3 separate regions of the Mus musculus genome follow, and all the other regions are linked to region 1. The links are chromatin loops, found by intact Hi-C in ENCODE. Cell type or tissue: heart. All regions are shown on one strand. Region 1 holds the start of Adh5 (alcohol dehydrogenase 5 (class III), chi polypeptide). Region 2 holds the start of Rap1gds1 (RAP1, GTP-GDP dissociation stimulator 1). Region 3 holds the start of Eif4e (eukaryotic translation initiation factor 4E).

What was found. Hi-C counts contacts between places; a loop is a spot of excess contacts. Peaks named below come from ENCODE experiments on the same cell type or tissue, not always from the same donor. Only the 100,000 strongest peaks of a DNase experiment are listed, where the experiment ranks them.
Region 2: it touches region 1 in a loop (4-fold over the local background); 2 of 42 quality-filtered maps call a loop at or near these places.
Region 3: it touches region 1 in a loop (7-fold over the local background); 5 of 42 quality-filtered maps call a loop at or near these places.

What each region holds. Positions count from the first base shown.
Region 1 is chr3:138,439,499-138,447,498 of GRCm38, forward strand. Adh5 (alcohol dehydrogenase 5 (class III), chi polypeptide) reads left to right here and starts at 3,595. Exons shown (of 9, transcript NM_007410.3): 1 at 3,595-3,695; 2 at 5,792-5,893; 3 at 7,585-7,726. The coding sequence starts at 3,684. In heart, a CTCF peak has its summit at 3,735; DNase peaks (open chromatin) are centred at 3,183 and 3,593; H3K4me3 peaks cover 2,638 bases; H3K27ac peaks cover 1,660 bases.
Region 2 is chr3:139,074,970-139,082,969 of GRCm38, forward strand. It overlaps Rap1gds1 (RAP1, GTP-GDP dissociation stimulator 1), which reads right to left and starts at 232. Exons shown (of 15, transcript NM_001040690.2): 1 at 67-232. The coding sequence starts at 70. In heart, a CTCF peak has its summit at 3,233 (motif pointing left); a DNase peak (open chromatin) is centred at 462; H3K4me3 peaks cover 1,531 bases; H3K27ac peaks cover 1,335 bases.
Region 3 is chr3:138,523,637-138,531,636 of GRCm38, forward strand. Eif4e (eukaryotic translation initiation factor 4E) reads left to right here and starts at 2,555. Exons shown (of 8, transcript NM_007917.4): 1 at 2,555-2,658; 2 at 3,632-3,678. The coding sequence starts at 3,661. Mir1956 (microRNA 1956) reads left to right here and starts at 2,785; the gene lies at 2,785-2,849. In heart, a CTCF peak has its summit at 3,543; DNase peaks (open chromatin) are centred at 3,015, 3,595 and 4,325; H3K4me3 peaks cover 3,043 bases; H3K27ac peaks cover 2,276 bases.

The sequences.
Region 1 (8,000 bases):
AGGTTTATTTATTATTATATGTAAGCACACTGTAGCTGTCTTCAGACACACCAGAAGAGCACGTCAGATCTCATTATGGATGGTTGTGAGCCACCATGTGGTTGCTGGGATTTGAACTCAGGACCTTTGGAAGAGCAGTCAGTGCTCTTAACTGCTGAGCCATTTCACCAGCCCCAACCTAAGCTTTTGGTTGATCTCCATAACACTGCAGGTGGCCCAGAACCTGATACCAGAGAGCCCAGGTACCTAGGGGAAAACTGACTACGACTTCTTGGCTGAAGAGACATAGTCACACAGTGACTACTAACAACACTGTGCTATATTCAAAAATGAGTGCCTTGCTCCGCCATCATCACGGAAGCTTCTCCCTGTAGTAAATGAAAACAAACACAGACCCACAGCTAGGCTATGTGCAGAGAGTAAGACCTGGAACACCTCTGAATGAGGTGTCCATCAAAGCCCGCCCTCGGGGCTCAGGGAAGCCCGTGGAAGAGGAGGAAGAAAGATTGTAAGAGCTAGGTGAGATGGGCAACATGAAAGAAAGGAGGCCTTCTAAGCTCAGGAGTGATGCACAGAGGGACTGACAGAGACGGAGGAAGCACAAATCCTGCACAGACAGGTCCAGCCCAACAGGGTCCCAGCCCTGAGAGGGCAAGAGGACCACAAGCTCCCCCTCTAACCCAGAAGCTATCTCCAATTGATAACTACTCACAAATGAAAGATTAGTTCAGTCCAACCAAGTTTCACTGGGAACACAAATCACTACCAAGGTGCCATCATGCCCAGCAGTAGATAATCAACAGGAAGTTAACTCAGAGAACCTTTGGAGGAAGGTTCTCTGTCTCATGGCTTTCCAGTCTTTTTTTTTTTTTTTTTAACTTATGGATCCTTTGTGTATATATTATGGCTTCTGTTTGTTTTTTATGGGATTCCTATGTGTATAAACATTTGTGCTTCTGCATATATGTATTTCTCACGCTTTTTCTTTGGTTCTGTTTCTTCTTTTTGCTCATTTGTTTTGTCCTATTCTAGCTTTTGCTTTATATCATTATCATCATCGTTATTCAGATACCAGCTTGTTTTCTAACAGGAAGCAGAAAGGTTGTAGATTCAGACTGGAGGGAAGGTGAGAAGGATCTTGGACAAGTCAAGGGAAGGGAAAAATGTAATCAGAATGTATTGTATGAAAAGTCTGTTTTCAACAAAGGAAAAACTAAAACGCACGGTCTGATCATTCCAGCACAGCTGTCACCTTCTGGGTCTGGTTTTGATGCTTGCCATGCTCATTCAAACTATGGTTTGCCTTGCTCTGTGCCTTGCAATTTTTTTTATTAAAAGACAGATATAATTTACTGAGTAAAAGGGGAAAATGTTCTACAGTTTTTAATTTTTTATTTTATCTGAGTCTTTAGGTGAGCTTATAAACTTTAGTTATTCTCAGGGGGTTTTTTTTGTTTTTTGTTTTTTGGGTTTTTTTGTTTTGTTTTGTTTTGTTTTTTTTGGTTTTTCCATACAGGGTTTCTCTGTGTAGCCCTGGCTGTCCTGGAACTCACTCTGTAGACCAGGCTGGCCTCGAACTCAGAAATCCACCTGGCTCTGCCTCCTGAGTGCTGGGATTAAAGGCATGCACCACCACGGCCGGCCTCAGGTGTTTTTTTTGGTTGGTTAGTTGGTTGGGTTTTTGTTTTGTTTTGTTTGGTTTGGTTTGGTTTGGTTTGGTTTGGTTTGGTTTGGTTTGGTTTGGTTTTGAATTCTCAGCCCCTTACAAGGAATAGGATTCTAGAACTAGAGAGGACTGAAGATGCCCATCTCCCTTCTCCCTGACTGGATGAGCACAGGGAAAACTCATGCTGAGTTAAGCCCTGGTCAAGTCATTTTTGAGGGCAAGCCTCCTTAAGAACACACATGTTTACATTGATACTACCTCTAGAGCAGTGGTCCCAGCCTCCCTAATGCTACAACCCTTTATACAGCTCCTCATATTGTGGTGACCCCAACCATAATTATCTCATTGCTACTTCATAACTATCATCTGGTTGTTATGAATCGTAATGAAAATATCTCATGTTCAGGATACCTGATACGTGATCCCTATGAAAGGATCATTCGACCCCCAGAAGGGTCATGACCCACACGTGACAAACACTGCTCTAAAGGAAACAGTAGGAAAATTTTTCTCCCTCCTTCCCTGAAAAATCGTGAAAATAAACTTCTCAAAGTATGAGAATACTCCACTCCACATGACTGCATCCTCCGTCGTTTACAAAAGTCAGACTAAACTACAAAGTGCCTACAGCAATAGGTCAATCACTCTTCAGTTTCTGGCCCTAGTACTGCTTCTTGCAATGATGAATTTCTAGTCTGATGGATTGTGATTCTCTGTATTCCTGTTTCTGTTTCGGGGGGCAGCAGCTCTCCCTGCGTGACTTCACTTCTGTAAGAATTATGAATTCCTCAACTTGTTCAACTTCTTACAGGAGTATAACTTATAATATCCACATGTGGTGGTTTGACTGGAAATGGCTTGTATATTTGAATATTTTAATCACCAGACACTGGAATCATTTAAAAGGATTAGGAGGCACGAATACAAGATTAGTTTTAAGTAAGTTGGGTTTTAAGCACTGAGATACCCTAATACACACTGGCTTGGTACTTCAAGCCTGGAGTTTAGGAACACTACCCTGACTGGAGACAGACTATGGTGATCATCCTATTAATTATATACGTTAAAAGCCAGGGTGTGAGTTAGTGTGAAGTGAGAGAAGGGCTTTGAACAGTACCGTGGAGAATGTCAACCCTTAAAGTGTGTAATCAGGAAATGAGCCATGAAAAAGACAAAATGCGGTGTTTTAGTGGGTACATTTCAACACAAGCAGCATTTGGGATTACATCAGCAAATACAGCAGCCTCTGTCTCCACATAGTTGGTCCACTCTTAAAAGGGGCCCACTCTGCTCCCTCGGTTCCCTTCCTGAAAACTTCTCTCCGTGTCCGATGGTCCCTGAAATCCCAGGACCTGGTCGTAACCTGCTGAAATCCGAGGTCGGGCTGTTGCTAGGATGGGCACCTCTCCCTCTAGTGTTCCTTCAAAGCCCTTGAGGGCCGCAGTGTTGACTCGTCCTGGACCCAGACCCGCAAAACAAGGGGCTGCATTAGCTCGCTAGCGCATGCAACCCGCAAATCAGTAGCTCGCTAGCTAGCGCGTGCAAGCCCGGGAAGAGGGGGGCGGGGGGACCGCGGACAGGGACACACGGAAGGCGTGGCTTGTTCTACACGTGCTTTCCCACACGTGTTACCACACGCTATATTTCTCTCACGTCTAACGTACAAAGACTGCACGAAAATTAGACAAGGAAATACCACAGAGATGCTTTGCAGGGGCTCAGTTGAGCCAGCCTGGAATAAAGCGCTTCACGGCCCCAAAACTACTGCCTCCCCAGCAACGGAGCGCAGTAGCCGAAACTCAGGCTCCGAAACGCGGGCCCCGCCCTTCCGGTATTAGGCCCGCCTCCCAGCCGAGTCCCGCCCTACGCACAGCCACCTCCTCCCGCCCTCACGTACGCCCCGCCTACATCGAAGGCCCGCCTCCCGCGCACAGCCCCTCCCCTCACGCACGGTCCAGCCCTCACCCGGGTTCCGCTACACTCGTGAACCTTAGCGCTCGATCCCGAACTAGCGGCCATGGCGAACCAGGTATGGAGGCGCGCGGTGGGCCGGAGCAGAGGAGGGGAACGCCCGGGTGGCCCGCTGCCGCCCGCCGGGGAAGGCGAGCGCAGCCGCAGCGAGGGCATGGAGGCTTTGTTTCGGCGCCGCGCTTGGAGAGCAGCTCTGCTTTCTGCTCTGCTCCGCCGGAGCCCGGTGGGCTGAGGCCCGCGCCCGTCACGCGGGACGGAAGAACTTGCCCGGGTCGCGCCCGGGTTGCAGGATCAGATTTGGAGCGCGGGCCGTGCTCAAAACTCCCAAGCAAAGTTAGGCCCTTCCTTCGACCTTGGCTTTCTACGTGCAGCACGGTGTACCTGTTTTTTTCAAATCACGTTATTTGACTTTCAAGTCCATCTCCAGTAAACCCAGTGAGTGGCTTGCAACCTTTATTCTGTCAACACATTTCATAAGCGTCAAGTGAACTGATCAAAACCCAGCATTTCTCACTAGGTTTGGTTCCGTGGTTAAGAAGGTCTGTACTGAGTGTAATCGCTCTAGTAGCTCATTGCTTTAGATGCGCGATATAAATTTCATATGGAATTGTAAACTTTACAGAGCCACATAAAATTAATTCTAATGGTATGTTTACCCAACCTGATACTCGCAATATTATTTCCACGTTATAAGTATTTTTAAATTGAGATATTCTTCACTCTTCTAAGCTTTCAAATTTTTACATCATACCTGATTTCAGTTCACACTTGTCCTTTATCTATAGTGTTCAATAGCCACCTGTGGCAAATGGCTAATGCATTAGTTAGCACAGTTATAAGAGATGGTTATAGTATTTTTACCCCCATTTGGATATTTCTTAGGATCCTTTCCACTGGGAAGTATTGCACTAAAGTGATGCTATATAAGCCATCCCAAGGAAAAGATAATTAGGTCGCATAATACTAAGCTTGAATACTAACCTTGAATTACTTGCCAAACCTAGTGAAAGACTCTGGGTGGGATTTTGCTTGGCTTGTCCATTGTTGTGCTAGGACTCAAATCCAAGGCCTTGTGCATTCAAGGCACATGCTCTACCATTGAGCTACACCCCAGCTTGGGACATGTATTCCATAGTCTTCTTTCCTTTTCTTTCTTTCCTCCTCTTCTTCTTCCTTTTCCTCCTCCTCCTCCATCTCTTCCCCACCTCCCACCCTCCTTTAAGATGTGTGTGTGTGTGCCTGTGTGTGTGTATATGCATGCAGGAGCCTGTGGAAGCCAGGGGGTGGCACAGATCCTCTGGAACTAGAATTACAGGTAGCTGTGAGAGTGTAGATGCATAGGACTGAACCTGGAGTTTTCTGCAAGAGCAGTAGGTGGGTGCTCTTAACCACTGAGCCATCTCTTCAGCCCTTTGATTTTATATATATGTATACACAATTTAAATATAAATAATATATATGCACATATTTGTTGTCCTGGTTGATGGTGGTTTAGGGTGGAAGGTTTGAGATGGAATCTCTCCATGTAGCCCTGTCGGTCCTGGAACTTGAAGTGTAGATCTAGCTGGCCTCGAGCTCACTGAGAGCCACTTGCCTCTGCCTCTGAGCGCTGGGACTAAAGGTTTGCCTCACTGTATCTGGCCCTTTAATTTTATGTTATTCACTGTGTGATTTATGTGAGACCTAAAAACAATTCTCCATCTCACTTAGAGGTTATAAGCTTTTCTGTGAATATGCTGTTCAATTTAGTTTTATTTATTTAGCTTTGCGTGTGTCTGAGTTTGTAGCGTGTGTGTGTGTGTGTGTGTGTGTGTGTGTGTGTGTGTTTATGTTTATGCGTGTTCACAGGTGGGTATGTCAAGGTCTCAGGCTGACATCAGGTCTTCAATTGCTCCACCATACATTGAATCAGGGTCTTTCACTTGAACCCAGAGCTCTCCAGGCCAGTTACTCGATCCAGCCAGCTTGATCTGCCTCCAGGTGTTATGCTGGGGAGCTGAACTCTGGGCCTCAGGCCTGCACGGGCAGGAGCTGTACGCCCTGGACCCTCTCCACAGCCTGGCACACTAACATGAGCAGCATCATTATCTTGGTTGCCCGTGAAGTAATTACTAATCTAGGAGAATAAACTTTACTTCTTTTCCCCCACCTCAGGTGATCAGGTGTAAGGCTGCAGTCGCCTGGGAGGCGGGAAAGCCTCTCTCCATAGAGGAGATAGAAGTGGCCCCTCCAAAGGCTCATGAAGTTCGGATTAAGGTAATGTCCAGCTAAGGCATTGTGGGAGAAACCCCAAAGGGCGGTGTCAAGGAGAAAGCATTGGAAGTCTTCCTGCCACAGAATCACAGTCCTCCCCACACCTGCCCTTCCTCAAGTTGGCCTCTCCATCTTTTTGTATTTGCTCATGGGCGGGCTAAGAAGCCAAACCTACGGATTAGTGGATTGCCACAATAGAACGGTCATAGTTTGGGTTTAAGGTGGCTTTATGTGACCCTCCCCTTTCCGCTAGTCTCATAACTCACAGAGTGGCGTTGTATTAGAATCAAAGAAAAGACACGGTCTTCAGTTTTGCTTCAGAAAAACTGGAAAGAGGTTCTTGATTGATTAGAGCGGCAAACAGATGAAGTTCTGCTGCCCACAGAGCTTTAAATTGTCCTGCCCGTGATGGACAAGGCCAGGGTTCTGTGGATCCATTTGTCCCCCGCTCCTCACCCTCCACTGTGGCTAAGAATTTATGGAGAGGCAGAAGGCAGCGTTCCGGAGAGACCTGTGCTGCCTTGACGTTTGTAAAACTGTTTTTACCCTCTGCTCTCTGCTTGTTTATGACACAAAGTTAATGCTTTAAAGTTATAACCATTGCGTGTGTTTGTTCCTTAACATTCTGGGACAGTGTTTCCTTGAAGGGCAAGAGTCACGACTCTTACTTCATCAGGACACCAGGCACATTGTGCAGATTAGCCTGTGCCCCAAGGTTTGCATGTATCCAATTGAGAAGCACAAAACCTACTGCTTTTCAAGGTCCTTTTCAGCCAAGATCTAAGAGTCTGAAATGCTATACTTTATGTATTTATGTTCGTGTTCAGAAGACAGTTTGTCGTAGATTACTAAGATGAGTGGTGTGGGCACACCAACAGCTTCATCCCCAGGAAACTGCTGGCTTACAGCAAGAATGGATACACAGAGCAGAAGCAGAAAAGCAGAAATACAAACAAGGTTTTGCCTTTACTTGCTTTTCTCTTTAATGTATAAGTTTAAGTACCTGATTGAGATTATATACCGCATGCATGCAGGAGCCTGCAGAGACCAGAGGACATTGGGGGCCAGAGGAGTTGCAGGGAGTTGTGAGCTGCCTGGTGTGGGTGCTGAGAACCAAAGACTGGGTCATCCACAAGAGCCGTAAGCGCTCTCAATCACTGAGCCAGCTTTCTAGCCCCAAGAACGATTTTTAGAAGCCAGAGAGTGCAGTGAAAGGCTTATCTGAATAGAAATTGTGTAGGTCAGCAAAAGGACTGGGTTCCACCAAAAGCTCTGAATTTTGACAGAGGCCAGCCAGCCAGGCATCTCCAAGAAACAATGTCTGTGTAGGCATCACATTCCCCAACTTAGGAAGCCAGCAGTGAGATGGCCCCAGCTGTTTCAATCCTCTGTAACTGAAGGCACTGTGCTGGGGAAGCCACCGGCTTTACCTGTACTTGTTCTCACACAACAAAAAGGAAAAGATCTGTGCCACACCTCCATGTATATCAATGTGCCGCTCTTCTCAACACTACGGGAAGTCCACCAGGTCTAAAGATGCCGTGGGTTGTAAGCATGCTAGTTTTGGAGAAGTAGATCTGTAAAGGAAACGAGTCTACAGATGTGCAGTGCAGTATGACACAGTGTCCTGTACACGACTTGTACTCTAGCTGCGCGTGCACACTTAGATGCTTCTTCTCTTACCGGCCTGGTAGATCCTTGCCACTGCTGTTTGCCACACCGATGCCTATACCCTGAGCGGAGCTGACCCCGAGGGGTGTTTCCCAGTGATCTTGGGACATGAAGGTGCTGGAATTGTGGAAAGTGTTGGTGAAGGGGTCACGAAGCTGAAGGCAGGTAAGGCAGGCATTTAAGCCACTCTGTGTGATGGTTTCGCCTTGTTTCTGTAGGAGCATTACAACTATTTATTTCCAACTATACAACTCTGTATGAGCCCATTCCTCCTCCTGGAAGAACACATATTTGGATTGATTTTAACTCGGATTTTGCAGGCTGCTTTTGCACTTGAAACTGTTTTAAATATATTACCCAAACCAATCTTGGCAAGTTAGCAAGCCTTTTTAGAGACACATCGGTGAGTCGGTGGTTTTGAAACACTCCGTCATTCTCC
Region 2 (8,000 bases), 640 kb after region 1:
GCCACCCTGCAGCACGCCGAGGGGGAGAAAAGAAAATGTCAGGCGATGACGGCCGGCAGGACTCACCCATGTTCCTCCCACAGAGTGAGGACCGGCAGGGCGAGGCGAAGGGTTCGGGTGCGGGCGGCGCGGCTCAGCGGCGGCGGCGTCCTCCCTCTACCTCCGCGTCTCCCGCAGCCAGGGAGGGACCCGCGGGGGGCGGCCGCCGGGGAGGAGCAGCGGCTGCGGCTGCGGGCGGCGCGGCCGCGGCGGGGACGAGCGGCGGGGGGCGGGGCGGGGCGGGGCGGGGCGGCCGGGCGCAGCCTGCGGCGGGCGCGGCTGCGAGCGAGCGAGCGAGCGAACGTGCGGGCGGGCGGGCGGGCGGGCTGGCGCGGAGGCGCCGAGCCGTCCTGAGGAGCGCCCTCCCGACGCGCGGCCGAGCGCCCCGCCCTCTCCGCCGAGCGCCCCGCCCTCTCCGCCGAGCATGCTCAGTGCGGCCAGTGCTGCCTCCTGCCCACGGCCGGCGAGGCTTAGCCCGCCGGGGGCTGTGCGTCTACAGACCGGAGCGGTACAGCTCGGTGGCTGTTGCTCGAGGGGCGGAAGCAGGGCTCAGATCTCCGGGCTGCTGGGACGGAGCCTCCCGGGAGGAAGTCTCAGCCCGGAGCGTGCCTGGCAGCGCACGCCCCAGGCGAGCATGTGCGGGGTGGCGGAGCAGGAGGACGTAGATGTCCGCGGGCGCGTCCCCAGGGCGCATCAGGCTGTCCTGCGGGGCTGGCGGGAAAGCCGGTCCAGCGGAGAGCGGTCGCAAGGTCACCCTCGGCGAGCCAGTGCCTAAAGCCCTTTAACCCGTCGGGCGGGACCCTACAGGCTGTGTCCGCCGCACTCCGGCTGTGCCAGGGAGGAAAGACGTGCTGAGATCAGAAACACTGAAAGTCCACCTACGGGCGGGGGTAACTCGGTGGATGACGAGCCGCCCGGGGACTGTGACCGAAATGCTCCCACATGCTCTCGCGGGGCTCGGGGTCCCAGACTGGGCTCTGCACCAAGAAGAGGCAGTAGGATTTCTCTGTGTAGCCCTGGCAGTCCTGGAACTCACTTTGTAGACCAGCTGGCCTGGAACTCAGAAATCCGCCTGTGAAAAACCAAAAAAATAAATAATAATAATAACGTAAAATAAAAGAAGGAGGGGGAGAAGGAAGAAGAAGAGACAGTAGGAGACCTGCACGTGTCCTGACCCCTGCCTGCCTGGACTTTATCCCAGGCCTGTGGCGATCTGTAGGAAGAGGAGCTGCAACTCTTGCTGCCAGAAGGGGCTGTTTCTTCATCTGTGACTCTCACAGACCAGTCGCTAATATTACAGGCACAGATCACAAGAGCATCTCGATATGTTAGGTACTGGGATTTTATGTGATTTTTTCTGAAATAAAAATGCAACATAATTAAAGACAGGTGTGATCTATTTACAGCAGCTCAGGCATAGACTGATACAGATGTTAAACACCCGTTCTTGGAAGAAAACTACTCTTCCTGTTTGCCTATAATTCATCTTGCAGAAGGCTGTTAGGATTGTTGTAATAATCTCTATACACAGGGTTCAAACAAAATTACTGAGCATCTGGGGCCCAGAAGACAAACCAGGGCAGGACCACACATCTTCTGAGGGTACCTCTTCCTTGCCTTGTAGCAATATGACTCTAGCTTTCACATATTTTCCCTACGTGCTTATGTGTCCAGTTTTCCCTTATTTATAAGGACACTGGTCATGAAGATCGGGAAGGCCACTCCCAATCTTGACTCTGGTGTCTGCAATGACCTGATTTCTGAACAAGGTCACATTCCGATGTCTTAGGGATTTCTGCTCGATGGCTGGGCACAGTTCAGTCAGTAAGACCACCCCCCCCCCCAAGTCTACAAACATGCACGTGCCTTGTTCTGCTTCTTTTTCCCAAATGTTTGCAAAAGACCATGCTAGGTCTTTCTATTGCTTCACATGGTTGATCTCTCTCTCTCTCTTTCCTTAATTTTCACAAATGTCTTCTACATTCTCTGTTTCAAGTTGCTTTAAGTTTCCTGTTACTTCCTTTGCTAATTACATATCACAATAATTTCAGGGTATGTCTAGCTTTCATTTGCATGTATGCATTGAAATTGGAAAGGCAGCTGGGTTTTTGTCCTCCCACCTGGCATTAGTTTAAGCATCATTTGTGCTCCTCTTGCATCCACAAGCCACCCCTTCGACTTTCTCACCAATTAAAGGCACAGTGCAGGGCAATCATGATGATCATGTTGAACTCCAATACATTGACATAACTATAGTGAGACTCTTTTGGACTATACCTAGAAGTGGCTCATTTAAGGAATGATGTAATGCCTCTTGGGTTGTTTTGTTTTGTTTTGTTTTGTTTTGTTTTTGAAGTGTGGTCTTGCTATATATAGTCCTGGCTGGCCTACTCACTGTGTAGCCCAAATGATCTCACAAACATATCAGTTCTCCTGTGGCCTCTCCAATGATAGGATTAAGGAATGTGCCAACATACACAATTCTTTCTTCTCCTTTTATAGGAATATAATGATTTTTAAAATATTTTTGTCTAAAACAGTTATTCTCAACCTATGGGTCATGGCCCTTGGTGGGGGGAGGGGGGGTTGTCAAATGACCCTGTAACAGGGGTCACCTAAGACCATCAGAAAACACAGGTATTTAATTTATGATTTGTAACAGTAATAAAATTATGAAGTAGCAACAAAATTATTTTATGATTAGGGGGTCACCATGAGGGCCTATATACAACATGAGGAACTGTTTTAATGGGTGGCAGCATTAGGAAGGCTGAGAACCTCTGAGTTCAAAGTTACCTGTGTGAGGAGCCCTTCTATACCATTTCATCCAGACTCTGTACACCCACTTTATATCCACACCTCTGTACTTTATGTCTCTTCAATATTATCACTAGAATGGCGTGTATTTTGCCCTTTAGCGATCACGTTTAAGCATCCATCCTGAAAGACGGTAATTTTTGCCTTTCCTTTTTGGCTGTTAGATCACCAGTGCTGAGAACAGAGCTAACAGAGCAAATGTTTAGTGGAAGTTACTGCATAATTAAAAGTCTTTCGGTTGTCTCTATGATTTTTTCCTAAAAGAGAGCAAGAATGATGTTAAGAACACTGGCTGCTCTTGCAGAGGACATGGCTCCCATTCCCAGCATCCTCATGGAGGTGCATCATCACCTGTAACTCTTGTTCCGGGTGATCTACTGCCCTCTTCTGGCCTCCATGGGCACCATGCATTCACGTGGTACACAGAAATACTCTGTAGCAAAGCATCCATATATGTTAAAGAAGAAGAATGGTGTTGAGATTTTTCCTAAAAAGAATAAAAGACATTTTAAAAATAAAGAAATAAACTTGACACCTCACAGTGAGAACAATTATTTGTAGAGAGACTATCTTGTGTATTGTATGGATGCTTCACCTGTCAATTCAAAAACCTAAGGCCAATAGGAAAGGGTAGAATAGAAGGTGGAACATCTGGGAGGAAGAAAGAATTCTGGGATAGAGCCAAGCATGGGAGATTCACCCAGGAAGATGGGACAAGATGGACACATGGTACCTGAGCCCAGTCCCCTGGCAGAATGTAGAATAAAATAAATGGGATAATTTAAGTTATGATCTAGCTATATGGCCAATGCGTTTGTAAATATATTTTGAGTCTGAGTTTTATCTCTGGGAGCATGGGACTGAGAGGAAATACCAGGCCTAAACTTCTCCAGTTATTCAATAACTAAATAGAACAACCAGTCTATATTATTTTATTTTAAGAAAAAGTTTCTCTACTGGCTTGAGTGTCGGACTGTGTTCGCTCTTTGTGTTCCTAGATGTCCCTGCTTTCAAACAAGGTAAACGACAAGAACAATTGCTTACAATACTCGTCATGAACACAAACAACGACCAGGAAGATGTTTCTTAAGTCAAGAGGTCCTCTCAGAAGTCAGTTCGATCCCCCCACTGCAAGATAGGCAGTGGCAAGATTTGAGTAGGCCTATTAGAAAGCGAAGAGGAGGTTTGTAATGTACAACTTAGAGGTTTACGGATTCCTCCATGAAGTGTGTGTGTCCATACCTAACCTGTTCATTTGGATAACAAGTTCTTTTGGAAATTGACATGGCTTGAGAAATGGTTTTTATTTGAGAGGAAGAGCAGTGAGGAAAATATCTGTGAGAAAGATAAAACTTCACTAAGTAATGCCTTTTGGAAGGCGATTAAAATCCCTTAAAGGAGACATACTGGGAGGGACCTGCACAGAGGATAGACGGGAAGAGAGAGGATGTCTTTCTTCCAATCGTAGGGAGCCAATTGCCTCTTCCCCACGATGCTTGGGATATTGTTTGAAGGGATCTCACTGGAGGAATCAACTGAACTTAACCACAATAAAAATGAATGATCTCACAGGGATGCGTTCTACCTCAACCATTTCTGTTTCAAAGTCCCCATTAGGGAAATTAGGCTCCTCCGGATTGAACTACTGGACTGTTTGAACCTTATTTTAGGCCCTGTTCATTGTTCCCTATACTGTTTACTTGAGCATTAACAATTTTCTAAGTCCTGTGGAAGCTAAAGTTTCCTTTCATATTCTGTCAACTCAAACTAATGTGTATAGATTTCAAAAAAAAAAAATTATGGACCTGCATTGTGAGACCTGAGGTGAGAAAGACTTAAGAAGTCTACCTGGCTGAGTGAGCGTCCCCTATGAGCTCAGTGCTAACGTAACGTGTCTGTTACTTTCTCATCCCTGTGCTGAGCTACCTGACAACAGCAGCTTAGAGGGGATAGGGGTTTTTGTTTTGCCTTATAGTTTAGGAAGATACAGTCTGTCGTAGCATTGAAGGCATGTCGGCAGGCGCGGAGGCAGCTAGGGATTTGCTTCTGCAGTTAGGAGGCACAGTGATAGATGGCCGGTACTGGGGGGACTTTTCTTCAGTCCAGGCCCCCAGGCCATGGAATAGTGCTACTCACAATTAGGCTGGGTCTTCCCACCTCAGTTAATCTAGAAACTCTTCTTGCAGGACCAGAGGTTTGTTTCCATGGTGATTCAAAAACCCATCAAGATAACAATGCAAGAATCACAGACTCAAATAACTGTAGGTGCGTGTTATGCAAAGTGAGGGTAAGACCAGTCTATTTTAGAAGTCTCTTCCTGTTCAAAAATCTCCTAAGTCGGTGAATGAAAAACAGAAAGAAAGGAAGCCAAAGATGACTTCATAAGAAGGTATTTAAAGGAAGGGTAGAATTTTTCTTCTGGAAATAATGGGGGGGGGAGTAATTTCTTCCAACAGAAGGATGCATCATGACCCACAACACATATCACATCAATCAAACATTAAAAGAGTAGCTTGTGAGAAATAAGATTTCAAAAATGAAATTAAGTTTGTTTGAGAGACAAATTTCGAAGGACTGAAGAAAACCAGACAGAAGAGTTTTAACTTGATAAAATTGAAAATAAGGAACCTCTGAAAGTTTCAGAGGAATGCAATAATATGGTTAAAACTAGTGAGGAGAAAGCCCAGTAGTACCATCTAAGTTGTACTGAGAATGTGTGTTGCTGTTTAGGAATTAGTACACCGCTACAATAGGGTACTATGGAAGAACTCCTAATAGACGGAATATTTTACTCTACCAGGGAAAACCTACAAGGGGTACCTTTAGCTAGGCAGAAGGCTGTAGTGCACAGGTCTAGACACAAGGACCTGCAAGACGTTTCTGTGGCTTCAGTGAAGCAAGCAAAGATGTAGGAGAGTTCATGAGACAAGAGTAGACAAGAGGACTCACCAATCTCGTAGGGCCTTGGTAGCTAAATAGAGGATAATAACCTGAATGCAGCAGAGAGGTTTTTACTGTGGTTGTTGTTTGGTTGGGTTTTCGTTTGTTTGTTTGTTTGTTTGTTTGTTTGTTTGTTTTTTAAGACAAGGTTTCCCTCTTTTAGCCCAGGCTGTTCTGTAAGGAAGGAACTCTGTAGACCAGGCTGACCTTGAATTCACAGAGATTCACCTGCCTCTGCCTCCCAAGCTCTGGGATTAAAGGTGTGCCCCACGATCCCTGGCATCTCAGAGAGTTATAAAGTTTGAAATTGTTGTTAAATTTATAGTCAGGTTGTTTCAAGAAGAAAATGGCTAAGAAGGAAATCCAAACAGGAAGTTGGGAGATTGTTGGGAAACTTCAAATATTCTGGGTGAGACTCCTCGCCTCAAGGCTGAAGAGCCTTGAGGGAGACAGGGCAGAAAGATCGTAAAAGCCAGAGGTGGAGAATGACTTCAATGAGGGCTTCCTGAACTCACAAAAACTCACAGTGACTGTTACCACGAGCACAATCTCAAAGCAGACAAATCCCAGCAGAGGCAGGGGCATGGGCTTGGAGCCCCACTACTACCTGAGGAGCTATTGGCCCAAGAAAGCTACTGGGAAAGGCAGCGTTTTCTTCAATGCAGCCTTTGTTGTATGGACTTTAGGCCCATACTGAAGAGTACTGGACTTCACCTGACAAACAAAACAAACAAAAAACCCCACAAAACTAGTCCAGAGGTGAAGTGGCTCTGGGAGGAGGTAGGTGGTAAGGAATGAATACTCAAAATGTATTGATCACAAGAAATTCTGAGAGGCTGGAGAGATGGCTCAGAGGCTAAAGTGTTTGCCACAAAAGCATAAGACCCTCAGTTCAAATCCTTAGAAGCCACTTAAAGCCAGACATGACAGCACACGTCTGTAAGCCCACGTGATCCTAAGATGAGATGGTAGGTAGACAAGAGTATGCCCTGAATTTACATATCTGCTAGGCTGTTCTACACAAATACGAGATTCTATCTTAAACAAGATGGAAGGCAAGAACCAATACTGAAGGTCATCTAACCTCCACATACATGTGCTGGCAGGCTCTCGTCTCTCTCTGTCTCTCTCTGTCTCTCTCTGTCTCTCTCTCTGTCTCTCTCTCTACACACACACACACACACACACACACATCTCTGTCTCTTTCTGTCTCTCTCATACACAGAGAGCAAAAGAGAGAGGGAGGGGGAATATTGGCAAATGCTATGATATGAATGACCCATAAGAAAAGTATGCTGTGACATTAGGTAATCACAAAGACAGTATGTCTCCACTTATATGAAGTCCCCAGAGGGATGAAATTCTTATGGTGAAAAGGAAAAAATGACAGTTGCAGAGGCCACAGAAAGAAGACTCAAAAGGGTTAACATGTATAGCTTCAGCTTAGGGAAATGTAAAAGTCCTACAGCAGGGCTGCAGAACAATGTGAACAGCAGACGAGCGAAATACATACTCAAAACGATGAAAATGGCAAATGTTATATTCAATATATCTTAAACACAATTTTAAATTCAACTGGAAAGCAAAAACCACTTCTGACCAAGCTCCCAACCCTGCATGTTCAGACACCCATGTGGGAGACAGGCAGCTAAACACAGATCCCTGTTGAGCATCTACAGAGGTCTGGGATCCATAGGTCCATCGTTCTCTCAGGAAGCAGCACATGAATACACACCCAAGCTGATTAAAGTTTCTCTCTGTCTTATGCAACTGTATCTGAATACCCGAGAGCAAAGATGTATTTTCTCACGGCTCTGAAGCCTGGTAAGTCTAACATCAAGGCATTAGTGAATTTATTGCTAATAGGTTATTATCTCTGCCTCCAAGATGGTGCTTTGAATTTGTGTTCTCCTGAGAGGAGGAACTAAAAGTTGTGTCCTCACATGGTATAAGGCATGAACTCCCTCTGTTAAGTCCTAATCCCGCCGATGACATTAAAGGGATGCCTCTTAATTGTCCCATTTTGCGTTGGTGTCACATTCACAGCAACTGAACAGGTGGAGCACATTTGAGCTACAGTGCTGTGTGTGGTCCCAGGAGCCCATTCTTTATTCTTGGAGCTACTGTGGGTCAGAGGAGAAGATCAAGTGCAGATCATAAGCCTGGAGCAGGTGTTCACAGAAGTAAGTGACTTCAACTCTGCC
Region 3 (8,000 bases), 84 kb after region 1:
TAGCCCTGGCTGTTCTGGAACTCTCTGACTAGGCTGGCCTTGAACTCAGAAATCCGCCTGCCTCTGCCTCCCAAGTGCTAGGGATTAAAGGCGTGAGCCACCACTACCTGGCTCTTATTTGAAGTCTTAACATGAGTTAAAATGGTAACATACCAGACTGAGGAATGTATTATATTGAGAAGCTATCTTCATTATTTACTAAAGCCCAGTAACATTCGATCAGGCCAGGATTATAAGGACTAGTTATATCGACACTACCCTGGGCCAAAGTAGTTGTGTGTGATCTAGACAACTCCATCATACAGGCCAGCATCAGAGCATCTCTCAAACATTTCCCTGATTTTAAATTAAACTTTTCTTTTCCTTTTTCCTTTTTCCTTTGGCTTTCTGAGATCAGGTTTCCCTGTGTAACAGAGCCTTGGTTGTCCTGGACTTGGTTTGTAGATCAGGCTGGCCTCAAACTGCCTGCCTTTGCCTCCTACGTGCTGGGATTAAAGGCGTGCGCCACCACATGCACAAGCATGGGTGTGGTAGTAAGGTGATGGCTGGGCACAGCTGCCTGTGGCTTCAGTTGCAGCCTCTTTGGAAGACTAGATGGGAGGATCCTATGAGTCTATGAGTTCAAGACCACCTTGGACAACATAGCAAGACTCTGGGTCCACAAATAAATGAATAAATAAGCAAAATGAAAGTGATTGTATACAGACCGACATAACACATAAAAATCTAGCCCCCATATATTTGACAAGATGAAATCGTAAGTGTTGACACTAGGCAAACACATCTGAAATGTTTAAAAATAGTCAATAAATCATATACAGATATAGAGATGACTTAAACTATAAAGAATGGGGCGAGCCAGGCAGTGGTGGCACACGCCTTTAATCCCAGCACTTGGGAGGCAGATGAATTTCTGAGTTCGAGGCCGGCGTGGTCTACAGAGTGAGTTCCAGGACAGCCAGGGCTACAGAGAGAAACCCTGTCTCGAAAAACCAAAAAAACCAAAAAACAAAAAAAACAAAAAAAAAAAACAAAAAAAAAACTGTAAAAGCGCAAGTCTTTGTGGGAACACAGGGGTACTAGGAAGTAGATCCTGAGTCTTTTTTTGTTCTGTTTGTTTTTTTTCTGAGACAGGGTTTCTCTGTGTAGCCCTGGCTGTCCTGGAACTCACTCTGTAGACCAGGCTGGCCTCAAACTCAGAAATCCACCTGCCTCTGCCTCCTGAGTGCTGGGATTAAAGGTGTGTGCCACCACGCCCGGCTGGATCCTGAATCTTAAGCAAGCTAGGCAAACATTCTACCCCTGAGTTATACCTGTAGCCCAAAATATGAGTCTTCACTGACAACAGAGGAAGAAGGTTAAAAAAAAAAAAACAATCAAATGTCATTTTAAACAAAAACTTTATATTGGTGGTTTTCAGGCTTGTCAGGATACTTTCTTGCCAATGGATTGGTTTGTGCTGTAACCAACCCTGAAGCTCAAAACAGGATATTTAGGTTGTCTTTTTCCTTTCTTTGGATAGAGATTCTCCTGTTTCTTTGGGTGGCCTAGAACTTGCCATGTCACTGAATTTAAAGTCCTGATCCTCCAGCATGCTGGGTTTATGTGGTGTTGGGGGGAATCTAGGCTGGATGAACACTCTATCAACTGAGCTACAACTCAGCACCCTAATGCTGTCTTCTCATAGAAATTAACCAGACATCACTTTACAGACAACAGAAAATAAGGGGTCAATTATAATTACTTTGGTTAGTGTTAACAGATTTGTACATAGAAATTCACCTATGTGTTTAGTTCATAGAGCTATGTCTACTTGAGAATCTACTCACGCCAACTTAAACAGAAGCTTTCGTTTAAAATCACTTCTGCCATCCTGGTAAACAAAAACACGAGCAGGCACTGGCTTTGAGTTCTTACACAGCCTCAATTATGTGTTAGTCAACCCAAGCATCCATTATGTACTCAATAATAGCTATGACACAGCTCTGGACAACAGCAATGCCATGGAGAGGCAGACACGAGATAGCCTGCTTACACTGCTTTTCCTGGCGGTAACATTTTTAAGCTGCGTGGAAGCCATGAGATCCTGGCTCCCTCATTAGGAACTTTACCCAACAGTGCTTTGACGGCCTGGTAACTTAGAAGAAAATGTAGCATGCCAGTTCTGTTTGTTAGTTGTTATGAACATAAGTTCATGAACACGAAGTTTCTGTTGAGAGCAGCTACATTCCCTTTAAAACTGCATCGGTGTACGCAACAAAGTAAAGAAAAGAAAATTTTAAGACACTGTTAAGGCTTGGGGATATAGCTCAGTTGGTAGAGTGCTTGCCTAGCGCTCAGGAAGCCCTGAGTTCCATCCCTATCTCAGCAAAAAAGTGCTCTCCCAACCCACCCCCACGCCCAGCACGCGCCAGTAATCCCGATACTTTGTGGGGGGGAGGTGGAAGCAGGAGGATCGACAGTTCAAGGCCATCCTCCCCTATACCTCAAGTTCAAGGCCATCCTGCGCTTCAAAAGACCCAGGGTCAAGAAGCAAGATTGCTAAAACAGCAGCGGAGGCGGAGGGAGCTGGTCCTTAAGGAAGGCACGCGCTTGCTTCTAGATTCCGAAGCGTTTTCAAAGCTGGTTACAGTCCTTACCACAGCACACCCTTGTGAGGTAAGTGTATTATCATCTTTGGTTCATAAATGAAAAAGTTGAGGCACTGAGCGTATTAAGTCACTCGCCTAAGGAGTATGAGTCAACGTCAAGAGTCATAGTTGACCCGGTTTAACGACTCCTGACCTTCAGTCCAGGGCTGAGTCAGCGGAGCCCCGAGTGGCTTCCCTGGCTGGCACCTGGACGTAGGCTATTTCCGTCCACGTCCAAGCAGAATACTGGAACCGATTGGACAGAACTTCCAAACTTTCACGTCCAGCAAGATTCACCCCTGACGCCTTCATCTCAGGACTGGGAACAGGAAAAGCCGACGCGTGCACTCCCCTTCCCCAAACGAGTGAGAGGGTACCGTGGGGCAAGCCCGCCCACCCGCTTGGGCAGCGATGGTAGCAAGGGACCACCCGCGTTAGTGGACCGGGGACTGGGGAGACGCAGACCACATCAACGACTCTCCATCGCCGCCTCTTTCAGAAACCAAGAGAAAATGGTGGGAGGCGAAAAGAAAAACTAAATAAAAAGCAACTTGTCTTAGGACCTCAGCTAAGCAAATGAAGCCTTCTTGCGTGTGCTGAGCCTGCAGTTCTCAACCTTCTAGGAAAGATGGGAGGACTGGGCGACAGAAGGCACAGCAGGAATGCCCCGCAGTGAGTGCAACCGGAGCTCTGCCCGCTGCCCAGCAGAGGCCTAAATCCAACTCGGCAGGAAGCGCCCGCGGCGCCGGGAGCCACGCACCCTCGCCAGCGACCACGTGATCACTTTTTTTTTTTTTGGAAGAAAAAAAAAAACTTCTTGCCTTAAGAAAAAAAAAAAAAAAAAAAAAAAAAAAGACTCCACTTCCCAGAAGCCTCTCCTTCCCCAAGCAGCTGCAGTCTTGCGCAGGCGCCGCTAGGGCCAAACGGACACGTCCGTCACGTGGGCAGGAGCCGGCCAATCCGGTTTGAATCTCATTTTTTTCCTCTCGCCCCCCCTTCAGGAGCGGTTGTGCGATCAGATCGATCTAAGATGGCGACTGTGGAACCGGTGAGTATTGCCTTCGGCCCCCACCCCCGAGCTCCCCGCGCTCCGGCTTCCTCCGCTCAGGGACTCCCGCAGGACGGCGTTACCGGCGCGCACGGCGCCTCCCGCCGCGTCCGGTCCCTGCCCGCCCCCGGCCTGACCTTCGGCGGGCAGCCTCGGCGCCGGGAGGCTGGCGGCGGCAGCGTGGAGCGCACACGCCGTGTGGGGGCCCGGGCACCGGGGCGGTGGGGGGAGGGGCGCCGCGCGGGGCCGCGATGCGGCGGGCGGAGGGCGGCTCGGGACACGGGCGCGGGGATCGGCGTGGGGTCCCGGGGTCTCGGGGGGGCGTGGGGCGGGCGGCTCCTAGCGGGCACCGTGGCTGGTGGGCGGCGAGCCGGCCCGAGAGAGCCGGAGAGGGAGCCCGAGGCAGCGGCGCCTCGCCGTCGCCGGCGACCCGCCGCCGGGGGTCCTCGTGCGGGCCGCGCTCTGGAGCTGCGGAGGAGGGTGGGCTGGCGGAGCCCACCGGTGGGCGCGCGGGAGCTGGGCGGGCGCGTCCCGCGGGGAGCCGGGGGCCGTGGCGTTGAGTAGGGGAGCATGCTCAGGGGTCGTGTCGCGCACCTCCCGGCGCCGGGGACAGGGGCCGGCTGAGGTGGGGATCACATTGTCCTGGCCCCTCCACGCCGGGACGGGGCTGTCATGGAGGAGGGAAGGGGGAGGAGCGAGGCCTACAGATCGCCGCCGCGGGTCGGCTGGCCGGAGACCTGCATTTCACACGCGCCGGGCTTTCCATTCATTCATCCTCGGGGCGCAGCGCGCACGCCTCCGAGGACCGGGTAGATTCTTCCGCTCTTAAGCCACCACCAGATCGTCTGGGAGATAGCCAACGAACACTTAATTTTAGAAATAGGAACTTTCAAGATTACCTTTTCTTAAATTAAAAGAAAAAACATTTTTTTTTAAAGCATGGTGGGGGCAGTGGCGCGAGCCGCGACTTGCGAGTGGAGGTCAGAGGACAGCTTTTAGAGTCCCGAGGATCGAGATTCAGGCGCTTTTCTCGAACCATCACTTAAGCTCATCAGCATTTGCTTTTCCATTTGATGTTTCCTTCTTAACTTTATACTGCTTCCCTCTTAATGAAAGCGCTATTTTGAAATTAATTGAAGCAAGATGCACATAGAGCATCACGGCGTAACTCCGGTAGCCCGAAGGTGGTGATTTTTTTTTTTTTTTTTTCTTCTGTCATGGTTTGGGTTTGCCAGCAGCTGGCTCACTGGCCATCCATCGCAGGTTTTTTTTTTTTTTTTTAAGGAATGTCACACATGTGTGAAAGTCTCAGGCGCATAAAGGCATAGACTAGCAACCAGAAACCTCTGTAGAACACCTTTGCCAGATGTTTTAAAACTCACCGATAGACTGAATATGAATAATTTGATATGTTTGCAAAATGGCCTTATCTTGGCAAAATTCAAGACAACTTTTTGGGAGTGGAGACATGATTTACTTGTTCTTTATTGACATCAGTTTTCCTGGCATTTTGCAAAACTGCATCATAAGTTGTTGGTGAAATTAACTTTAGAATATCAATGTAAGAGCAAGAGGGGAAGCATTTAAATGTAACCTAGACTCTTGACAAGTTCTCCTGTCTCCTGATTGAATCTTCTACTTTTCTCTACCAGTGTTAGAGGAAAATATTACAGATAATAATAGAGGCAAAGCTAAGCAATAAACAGCAATGTGTTCTATGACATCTCAGTTCCACTTAAGTCTTGGATTGTGCTAAAGCCACAATGTAGTCATTGGATTTTGTTCTGAGTCAGTACTTAGGAGTTGCTGATAGTTTTGGGTGGGTACAGAGTGATATCTAGGATACAAAGTTATATTAAATGTGGTCTGTGCTTTGTTCCTCGTCAGTGTCTGGGTCAGAGGTGAAATACTCTTCCTAGTGATGGCAGGGTTGATGTGGATAGTGTGTAAATTTAAGGACAAGAGAAACCTAGAAACCTAACAAGTGTGAAGGATGAAACTTGGATGGAAACTAGTTGGAGACAGTATGCGAAATGACATTGCGGAGCTCATTTTCTTCTGTCGGTACCCCCTGGCTTGTAGGATAGTCATGCAGTGCTCTTGGTAACATTTGTAAGATTTCCTTTTGGAGTTGAGTGGTTGCTCTGGCCTTCTTTAATCCCAGCACTCAGGAGGCAGAAACAGTCTGTTCTACAGACCTAGCTCTAGGACTTCCTCCAAACTAAACGGTTTGGGTGCTTGATTTTAGCTTGAGTTTTAGGGCCTGGTACGTTTACTAATTTCATTCTACCACTAAACTACACTAGTACTTTTTCAGTTTTAAGTAATAAAAAAAAAAGATTACTTATTCTACTATTGGATTACAGATGAAGCTTGTAAAAATTAAAAATCTTATTTGGTCATTGCTATTTTCATTTAGCTTGTGAGGTTTTTTTTTTGTTTGTTTGTTTTTTTTGTTTTTTTTTTGTTTTGTTTTTTTTGGTAGTGTGCTTAATTGTAAACACTTATCAACCTGTAGGGTGTGACCCTTTTGGAGTCTAAAGACCCTTTAACAAGAGCTGCCTAAGACCATCAGAAAACACAGATGTTTATATTGTGATTTATAACTAGCAAAATTAGGAAGTAGCAATGAAAATGCTTCTATAGTATGGGGTGACTACAACCTGAGGAACTGCATTAAAGGGTCACAGCATTAGGAAGGTTGAGCACACTGACATAGTCGTGAACTGTTGGTTTTTCTCCCCCCTACATACCCAACCTTTTATAAGCATTGGCCAAATTTTTAGTCTATGGAATTTTCATAGTCATTTTCAATTTGATACTACATGGTTTTAATTATTTGAGCTTAGTAATGGCTTACAAGTATAAATTGAGAAGTTCAAAGGGGAACATTATATTGTATTGCTTCACAGAACTTGTGGACAAAGGCTGCTCTCCTGGAATTGTGGCAATGTCAAAATTAGATTGAGTAAGGATGGCAGGACAGTGTCCCCCACTGTTCCTAGTGGCTTGTGTTTCCTTTTAGATAGCTTGTTCTTCTGCTGCTCTACTTTTTTTCTTGTTATTTATTAGAGAATACTTTCATTAGAGAATAATTTCTTGTAGTTTTCATTTTTTGGTTTTTGTGTAGCCATTGTTGGCTTGGAGCTTACTATTTAGGCCAGACTGGTTAACCAAAAACTTGAGGTGGGGGTGGGAGTTGTTCCTGTCTTCCCAGTGTTGGGATTTACAGGGGTAACCATCACACCTAGTCCAGTTCCTTTATGCTTAGAAACGTGCTTTTAAAGTAAGACTTAAACACAGAAGCCTGCTGTGGTGCTGTGCAACTGTAATCCCAGCACTCAGAAGTGCAGGCAACAGAATTGTGAATTTAGCTTGGCCTACATATCAAGGTCTTATCTCAGAGCAAAATAAGATCCAAGAAAAAAAGGTCCAGTGAGATAGATGGTTTTAGGGGTAAAAGTGCCAAGCCTGAGGACCTGAGTCAGAGCTAGAACCCTCAAGTGCAAACAGAGGACCTCATGCAAAGTCGCTCTCTGACCTCCAGGTCCACACCAAAGCAAGCGCACGCATAGAAAAATGAGTAAGTAAATATATACTTAAAACTCTTTAAAAAGGGCTAGAGAGGTGGCTCATCAGTTAAAAGCAACTCTAGAGGACCCAGGTTCAATTCCCAGCACGCACATGGTGGCTCACAGCTGTCTGACATGCATTCCAGCTCCGAGTTTCAGGAGAGCCTCGCACACCAGGCATGCATGTGTTGCACATATCTGTGCATGCAGACACACTGTGCCCATACACATGGGGGAAAAGCTTTGAAAGAAAACAGGAAAAGAATAAAATGTAATGTGCTTATCAACAAAAAGCAGATGGCTTGGTAAGCCAACTTTGACAATTTCTTTTTCTTTAGTGAGAAACCCATTTTCTTAGTTTAGTAATAAACCAAACTTTGGGTGTTTATTCCAAATTTCACTTAAGTTTATACTCTGAATCTGTATGCTTGACTTAGAGAAATTAAATCTGAATGTACAGTTTACACAGTTATCTAGAATCATGTAAAATGAGTCAGGTTGGCTTAATTCAGATTGAACATAGAAAGTCCCGAGCAAATTATACTTTCATGAAACAATTTCTAGAACAGCAGTTCTTAAACTGGGGGTTGAACATAACCCTTTCACAGAGGTCGCCTAGGACCATTGGAAACATATTTCCATTAGTCATAGCAGTAGCAAAATCACAGTTATGAAGTAGCAACAAAATAATGTTATGGTTGGGTCACCACAACATGAGGAGCTGTGTTAAAGGGTCCCGGTCGTAGGAAG